2 separate regions of the Homo sapiens genome follow, and region 2 is linked to region 1. A link is an interaction called in ENCODE POLR2A ChIA-PET data of the cell type or tissue named here. Cell type or tissue: PC-3. All regions are shown on one strand. Each heading gives the region's core, and the rest is flanking DNA. Links, peaks and the distances in the headings are about the cores only. Region 1 overlaps DPF3 (double PHD fingers 3). Region 2 overlaps RGS6 (regulator of G protein signaling 6).

Region 1 (4,393 bases), core at 315-4,314:
TGCATTTTTGACAAGTTCCCAGGTAAACCACTACCTTACAGAAATCTAGCTTTCCAAGACTGATGTTCAGTCAGTCAACTTCCTTTTAATTCCTTTTTTCTTTTGGATGCACTGAGCCAGGTAACTGGCCAGGAGTTAGGTTGTACTGTCAAATTGAAGGGGCAGCCTTGGTTTTTGCTCTTTTCCTAATGCTCTATCCCATGTAGGGCAGACGTCTCTGACTCTCAGCACCAACTTCCCGGCCTGCTTTTGGAGTGCGCCCCTGCGTGTGCCACCATCCTCAGGCTGTGCTGCCCCAAGACTCTGTGGTCTCTTGATTCCTTCCAAATCCTCAGGTCTAAAGCAGAAGGCTCATGCTTTCCCTTTTCTTAAATACGGCTTTCTGTCTGAAGAACAAAGAAAATGCTGGTCCCCTTGCAGACAGAGTTCAGTGGTGCTAGTGAAGAGGGTTGAGAGGGCACGGCTGGGCAAAGCAAAACAAGGGGCTTGTTGAATCCTAATTATGTCGATAATAATATCCCGACAACTTAAACAGACAAAACTCATCCAGCTCTAACACACCAAGCTGTCTGGAATTCATTAAGGGGAGTGACATCACTTTGTTCAGAGCCTGGTTGATATAGTTGCTCTCAAATTAACATTTTCTCCTTCAACAAACTCATTTGGTAGCAATCACAAGTTGCCACACCAGGGCATGAACTGACCCATATCACCAAACACTGGAAAACTGAAATATCTCATTACGTGTCACGTAATGAGATATTCATCTCAGTGTCATGAACACTGAGAACATTCCTAAGCTTTTTTTTTTTTTTTTTTTCTTGAGACAGAGTCTTACTCTTGTTGCCCAGCCTGGAGTGCAGTGGCACAATCTTGGCTCACTGCAACCTCTGCCTCCCAGGTTCAAGTGATTCTCCTTCCTCAGCCTCCCGAATAGCTGGGATTACAGGTGTGTGCCACCACACCTGGCTAATTTTTGTATTTTTAGTAGAGATGAGGTTTTTGCCATGTTGGCCAGGCTGGTCTTGAACTCCTGACCTCATGATCCACCTGCCTTGGCCTCCCAAAGTGCTGGGATTACAGGCGTGAGCCAGCATATCCGACCCATTCCTAAGCTTTACTTGGTCTTTTTCTTACTATTCCGAAGCATTAATGGCAGACCTAGGGTTGCCCACCTAAAGCTGGAGCACAAAGGACATTCCTTGGGGGCCGTGTGACCATCTAGCCCCAGAGCTGGTGACATGGTGCACACACTGCTGGCAAATTGTTGTGGCCTTTTGGCAAACCGCAAATTACAACTCTCACCAAATATATCCATCTCAGGATGGAGACATCAGTGTGAGTGGATATGTTTTCTGCTTTTATGGCACAGTTTTTGGGAGTAAATATTCACCAGGTTTGTATCTAAAGATGTAAGTATTGGATAAAGATGGAGGAAAAGAAGGCAGGCATAGGAAGGGTGGAGGGTTGACGCCACATTTTGAAATATTTATATTATTTCTACAGTCACCAAAACACGCAGCAAGATGGGGCCTCTGTTCTCACTGGCTCCTGCTGAGTCCCTGGTGAGAGACAGAATGAGTCTCAAGACTCTGGGGCCAGCTGAGCCTGGGGATTCTTGATGCCTTCCATTCTGGTTGACTAAGAAATGCCTAAGAGAGAGGATTCCTGGGGGAGGTAGATGCAGTGGCTTTCCACACCACAGCTTTCTTCTCTCCAAGGGGCTCCAATATTTCTCCTTCCCACTTCTTCTGTGCCCCGATATAAGAGGGACTTAGGATGGTCACCCTGTGCTCGGGGGACTCTCCGTCCACTCAATTCCTAGTCATTAACTTCCCTTTGCCTGGCAGATTTTTTTTCCCCTCAAAAAGCCTCTGTGATGATTTGTCCATCCTTTCACTCAGCATTGATTGTCAGCTCTGTGTCACTCACTGCTGGCCAGGGGCCAGGGATACCGCAGTGAAGGACATGGTTCCTGCCCTCAGGTGTTACTCATGTGCCCTCAGGTAGCACATGGGTAACAGGCAAAGAGGCATTTACATGAGTATAGAACAGTGATGAAAGGCTGGGTTCCTCTGGGTGTGGAAAACTTGGCTTTTCTGTCTCTTTCTTCACCTGATTATAATGCTTGAATAATAGGCCTGAAAGGGACCTCAGGACATCACCTAGCGTGTTCTCTTGCCTCTAGATCGGCAACGCAGTCAAAACCCCGGGCCTAGGGGCCCTTCCCTGTGTGCAGAGGCCTCTCCAGAGAAGCCCGCCCTCTGGCCATGGCTTTCGTTGTTAGCCACCTGCCTTTCCAGCTCTCCTGTGGCATGTGCTGCCATTCCAGCTCATCTTCTCACCTTGTCCTTGACGGTGCGGAGTGTGACAGTTTATCAGCCCCATCCATAAATGTGAGGACTCATGACAGCAGCCCTGGCCTCAGCGCCTTCCGCATCCGCTCCAGCGTAGTCCCCTTTACTTTCCCATATATTCACGGTGTCCTCAGAGCTGGTGGCAAGATGGCCTGTGGGGAGAGCGAGTTCTCTGCCGTCGAGGGCTCTGACGATTGGAGGGTCCTGTGGGGAGCGGGCCCTACTGTCTGCTTCCCCGCCAGGCTTCCAGGCCCCCTGCCCCTCCACATTTGGGATGAAGCCTTCCTTTGTCTTCCTCCTGGAGCCCTGGGGCGGGACCTGAGTTGCTATTAGTGGCCAAGGAGAACCAGCCTGAATGAAAGCCCCACACTTTTTATTCCTGGGATCTGTGGGATTTATTTTTTCATCAGTTCTAGGGAAGCAGTGAAAAAAGGTGTCAGGCCTGGGGGATAATTTATATGAGTAAACACGACCAGCGAGTGGGAGCATGAGAATTAAGGCCATTTATCCCGGCTTTGATGCTCCCTTTGCCCTCTGGTCCAGCCTTCCCCACAGTCTCTATCACGCCACTTTTAACCCTCTCCTGGCTCTGCTTCACGCTGGGCCTGCCGGAGCTCCTCGCAGGCGCCTTGTCTCCCCAGCCCGCCTCTCCCTCCTCCCGCAGCCCTCATTAAAGGCTAGGCCGAGGTAGCAGGCTGTGGCAGTGGCCTCCAGCTGAGGCTTGCTCCTGATTCTGCAGGGAAGGCACGTCGGGGTCCACCCTTACTCCCCACCCTCTCATCTCCGGCCCCCAAGCTTCCTCCTCTGGACTGGCCTAGCCAGCACGTCCCGCCTGGCCGGCCTGGGCTGCCTGTCTGCTTTCCCTCCTTTCCTCTCCCCTTTCCTTCCCTCCGTCGTCCTCTGAAGATGCGCTCTGCACAGCCAAGTGGCACGGGGCTAGCATGCTTTACACTTGAGAGATGAAGTCATAACAGGTGGCAAGAGCGGAGGCTGCCGGAGCCCAGGATTCCGGTTGCCATGGAAACATGTCAGACCTGTAGAGGGACACGGGAACTGTCAGCCTGTGGAGGGTGGCGGGGGGAACAAACGAGAGGGGCGAGGAGAGGCGCATCTCTTCCCAGAGGGCTCTGCTCACTGCCCCCGAATTCCCCAAGGGCTGTGCACCCCAACTTCCCAGGCTAGCAGGCTCCAGAAATGGAGCTGCTCAGCTGGGGCTGGGGCTGGGGCTGGGTGGTGGGTGGTGGGCACCGAGCGTGGCCGCGCATTTGTGCACACCAGGCCCTGGCAGGTGGTCAGAGCGTCTGCTCAGGATGTGAGGCCATGCTTTTGTGCACGTGCCAAGGAGGAGCCTGAACTTCTGGCCAGTTTCCTGTTCCCTAGGATGCTTGGGACGCAGCTCTGGTCTCAGCAGAACCCAGACGAGTGGCTGTTGCCGACGGCTGGTTTGTCCCTGCCAGTCATTCTTTCTGTGAGTGGCAGGCACACCACAGCGGAGATCCGACTGGGAGGGGGAGAGGCGGTGCTGCCTGGGCGGTAGTTTTATGGAAGATTTGGGGCCTTGTTTGCCATAGACATAAAACCTGATTTAACTCAAAAATCCTGTAGCGAGCACTGATACCTTTCCAGAATGCCTGCTCTCGCTTCCCTGAGCGTGGTGATGGGGCTGTGTGAAGCTTCACTTTTCATTTTTCTTGCTTTGATTTATCTGAATGCTCTTCCCTGCCTTCTGTTATTTTTCTTCTACTTTCTTCATGAACTTTGTTCCTGATTTCCATTTTTTTTCCTTTGAGCTTTTTAGAGTTATCTCCCTCAGGTAGATTTCTAAACTCTTAAGGCTCACTTTATTTTCTCAGCAACTTACTTGTATCTCTTATATGATCTCAGCCCATGAACATTAATCAACAGAAAACCACATCCATCATCGCAGATGCTGCCATAGAGATGCCAGTCGGGTCTTTGCCCTCCCCGTCATCTTATTCTATAAAGCGGGACTCAATTTCCCATAAGCAGAAGCAAAATCTCTATTTAAATCCCAC
Region 2 (4,393 bases), core at 207-4,206, 150 kb after region 1:
CTGGTCAGGGAGGAGGAGAGTGCTCATCTGAGAGGCAGGACTGGTCATTAAGGACCTCTTCCTTGGTGCTCTTTCCAGGGAAGGGATCGAAGGAGGAGGCACAGACCTCCCATCAGCTGGGGGACACATTTTAGAGATGCCTGGCCAGAAAAAGACAGAGCAATGACAAGGATTCACCAAGACTCACTCCTTACCCAGCACAAAAGAAAGGGAGAGCACAGTAGCCAAGATATGGAGTCAACCTATGAGTCCATCAATGAATAGATAAATGGGTAAAGGAAATGCAGTATATAGGCATAATGGAATACTATTTGGTCTTAACAAAGAAGGAAATCCTGTCATTTGTGATAACATGAACAAACCTGGAGAACATTAGGTTAAGTGAAATAAGTCAGGTACAGAAAGACAAAATACCACTTGTCTTCACTTATGTAAGGAGACCTTGGAGGTATTGTGGGTTTGGTTCCAGGCCACCACAATAAAGCAAGTCATAAGAAATATTTCGTTTCCCAGTACACATAAAAGTTATGTTTACACTATATGTAGTCAATGATGTGTGCAATAACATTATGTCTGAAAAAACAAGGTACATACCTTAATTAAAAAATACTTTATTGTTAAAATGCTAAGGATCATCTGAGCCTTTGGTGAGTCATAATCCTTTTGCTGGGGGAGGGTCTTGTCTTGACATTGTTGGATACTGACTGATTAGGGTGGTGATTGCCGAAGGCCGAGGTGACTGTGGCAATTTCTTAAAATAAGACAATGAAGTTTGTCGCATCAATTGACTCTTCCTTTCGCAACAGATTTCTCTGTAGCATGTGATGGTGTTTGATAGCATTTTACCTACAGTAGAACTTCTTTCAAAATTGCAGTCAATCCCGTCAAATCCTGCTGCTGCTTTATCAACTAAGTTGATGTAATATTCTAAATTCTTTGTGTCATCTCAACAATGTTTGCAACATCTTCATTAGGAGTAGATTCCATCTCAAGAAACCACTTTCTTTACTCTTCCATAGGAAGCAACTCCTCATTCATTAAAGTTTTATTATGAAGTTGTAGCAATTCAGTCACATCTTCAAGCTCTATTTCTAATTCTAGTTCTCTTGCTATTTCCACCACATCTGCAGTTACTTTCTTCACTAGGATCTTGAACTTCTCAAAGTCATCCATGAGGGCTGGAATCAACTTCTTCCAAACTCCCATTAATGTTGATATTTTTACTTCTTTCCACGAAACACAAATGTTCTTAATGGCATCCACCAGAAGGGTGACTCCTTTCTAGAAGGGTTTTGATTTACTTTGCCCAAATCCATCAGAGGAATCACTGTCTGTGACAGCTATAGCTTTATGAAATGTATTTCTTAAATAATAGGACTTGAAAAGTTGAAATTACTTCTTGATCCATAGGCTACAGAACGGATGTTGTGTTAGCAGTCATGAAAACAACATTAATCTCCTTGTACATCTCCATCAGAGCTCTTGGATGGCTTGGTGCATTGTCAATGAACAGCAATATTTGGAAAGAAATATTATTTTTTTCCTCAACAGTAGGTCTCAACAGTGGCCTTAAAGTATTCAGTAAACCATGCCGCAAACAGATGTGCTGCCATCCAGACTTTGTTGGTCCATTTATAGAACACAGGCAGAATATATTTAGCATCATTCTTGAAGGCCCTAGGATTTTCAGAATAGTAAATGAGCATTGGCATCGACTTATAGTCACCAGCTGCATTAGCCCTAGCAAGAGAGTCAGCCTGTCCTTTGAAGCTTTGAAGCCAGGCATGGACTTCTCTTCTCTAGCTATGAAAACCCTAGATTTATCTTCTTCCAATATAAGGCTGCTTAATCTACACTGCAAATCTGTTGTTTACTGTAGCCACCTTCATCAATGATCTTAGCTAGATCTTCTGGATAACTTGCTGCAGCTTCTATATCAGCACTTGCTGTTTCACTTTGCCCTTTTATGTTATGGACTTGGTTTCTTTTTGTAAACCACATGAACCAACCTCTGTTAGCTTCAAACTTTTCTTCTGCAGCTTCCTCACCTCTTTCAGCCTTCATAGAATTGAAGCAAGGTAGGTCCTTGCTCTGGATTAGGCTTTGGCTTAAGGGAATGTTGTGTCTGATTTGATCTTCTATTCAGACCACTAAAACTGTCTCCATATCAGCAATAAGGTTGTTTTGCTTTCTTATCTTTTGTGTGTTCACTGGAGTAGCATGTTCAATCTTCAATAAACTTTTCTTTGTATTCACACCTAGGCTGTTTGGCATAAGAGGCCTAGCTTTCAGCCTATCTTGGCTTTCAACATGCCTTCCTCACTAAGCTTAATCATTTCCAGTTTTTGATTTAAAGTTAGAGACATGCGACTGTTCCTTTTGCCTGAACACTTAGAGACCACTGCAGAGTTATTAATTGGCCCAATTTCAATATAGTTGTCATTTCAGGGAGTAGAGAGGCCCAAGGAGAGGGAAAGAGATGGGGGAATGGCTGATTTGGTAGAGGAGTCAGAAAACACACACACACAACATGTATTAAGTTCATTGTCTTATACGGGTGCAGTTGGGCACCCCCAGAGCAATTACAATAGTAACATCAAAGATCACCAATCACAGATCACCATAAACATATAATCATACTAAAAAAGCTTAATGTTGCAAGAATTACCAAACTGTGACACAGACACAAAGTAAGCACATGCTATTGGAAAAATGGTGCTGATAGACTTGTTTGATGCAGGGTTGCCACAAACCTTCAATTTGTAAAAAACACAGAATCTATAAGGCATAATACAGGGAAGTGCAATAAAACGAGATGTGCCTGTATATGGAATCTAAGACAATCACACTCACAGAAGCAGAGAGCAGAATGGCCATTCTACCAGGGGCTGTGGGGAGTGAGAAGGACTGGGAAGACATTGGTCAAAGGACACCACATAATTAGAGAGGAAGAATAAGTTGAAGAGGTCTCTTGAACATTACGGTGACTACAGACTGCAGTTAAAAACAATATATTATATACTTGAAAATTGCTGAGAGTAGATTTTAAGTGTTCTCACTACAAACAATAAGTGTATGAGACCACGCATATGTTAAATGGCTTGATTTATCCATTCCACAATGTATACATATATCAAAATTGCATGCTATATACCATAAATACATACAACTTTTACATCTCAATTTAAAAAATAAACAAAAAGAAAGTGAAAGTAGAAAGCAGAAAATGTCTTGGTCACATGTGAGGCCCTCTTGGTTTCATCTTTGGTTGGAACCCAAAGAATCTTGTTTTGGGACTTATTCTTCCTGAGATACCCTCATATTTACAAAAGCAGGGGAGTTACCCCACTAATGGGAATAAACCCACTGGAAGGACTCAAATGAAATTAAATACTGACTTGGTTCTTTTTTTTTTTTTTTTTTTTTTGAGATAAAGTCTTGCTGTCACTCAGGCTGCAGTGCAGTGGTGTGACCTCAGTTCACTGCAACTTCTGCCTCCCGGGTTCCAAGTGATTCTCGTGCCTCAGCCTCATGAGTAGCTGGGACTACAGGCATGCACCACCACACCCAGCTGATTTTTTTATTTTTAGTGGATACGGGGTTTCCCCATGTTGGCCAGGCTGGTCTCGAACTCCTGGCCTCAAGTGATCCACCTGTTTCAGCCTCCCAAAGTGCTGGGATTACAGGCGTGAGCCACCGCGCCCAGCCTCCAATAGTGGCCTGGTTCTGAGACTACTTGGATAGTCCAGACGTATTCTGATTTAACAAACTTAGTGTGAACACACTTCACTAAGTGTTTTTCTGAAAATTTCAGACAAAAATCCAGCTCACTCTTGTTTAAGTGCCTTGAGGAACAGTATGTGTTTATTTTTACAGATGCATACTGTCTAGCACAGGCTCAGATATTAGTCGAATATACATGTTCACTGAAATGCCGGTTGGAATTTAATGTTCAGCAAGTTTACTGGCTCCATACTTGCTTGGGTTTATGACTGCATCAAGTTCCTGCTCTCTGCACAGAAGGAGAATGAGGATTACACTCAGCTCAGAGGAGCATGAAAATCTTGGCTCAGCCATCCCTAATGGTCTCAGAGCCCAGGCTGAGGGGTATCATTGGTCTTTGGTTTCATTTGTTGTCTCTTTAAATTGTTCTAACATTTTCTTTTTGAGATGGAGTCTTCGCTCTGTTGCCCAGGCTGGAGTGCAGTGGTGTGATCTTGGCTCACTGCAACCTCCACCTCACGGGTTCAAGCAATCCTCCTGCCTCAGCCTCCCAAGTAGCTGGGATTACAAGCATGCACCACCACGCCTGGCTAATTTTTATATATTTTTTAGTAGAGACGGTGTTTCACCATGTTGGCCAGGCTGGTCTCAAACCCCTGGCCTCAAGTGA

Evidence for each region. Peaks named below come from ENCODE experiments on the same cell type or tissue, not always from the same donor. Only the 100,000 strongest peaks of a DNase experiment are listed, where the experiment ranks them.
Region 2: POLR2A ChIA-PET joins it to region 1 with 8 read pairs; 2 of 35 experiments call an interaction of 5 or more read pairs at or near these places.

What each region holds. Positions count from the first base shown.
Region 1 is chr14:72,678,645-72,683,037 of GRCh38, reverse strand. The region is part of intron 7 of DPF3 (double PHD fingers 3); the gene reads left to right. Among named protein-coding and RNA genes, the nearest start is that of MIR7843, 160 kb to the right of the region's middle. RefSeq lists an enhancer at 2,771-3,618. In PC-3, for the core only: no CTCF peak of the experiment used is centred there; a DNase peak (open chromatin) is centred at 1,947; H3K27ac peaks cover 1,051 bases.
Region 2 is chr14:72,530,466-72,534,858 of GRCh38, reverse strand. All of the region lies in intron 15 of RGS6 (regulator of G protein signaling 6), which reads right to left. Among named protein-coding and RNA genes, the nearest start is that of MIR7843, 16 kb to the right of the region's middle. In PC-3, for the core only: no CTCF peak of the experiment used is centred there; no DNase peak of the experiment used is centred there.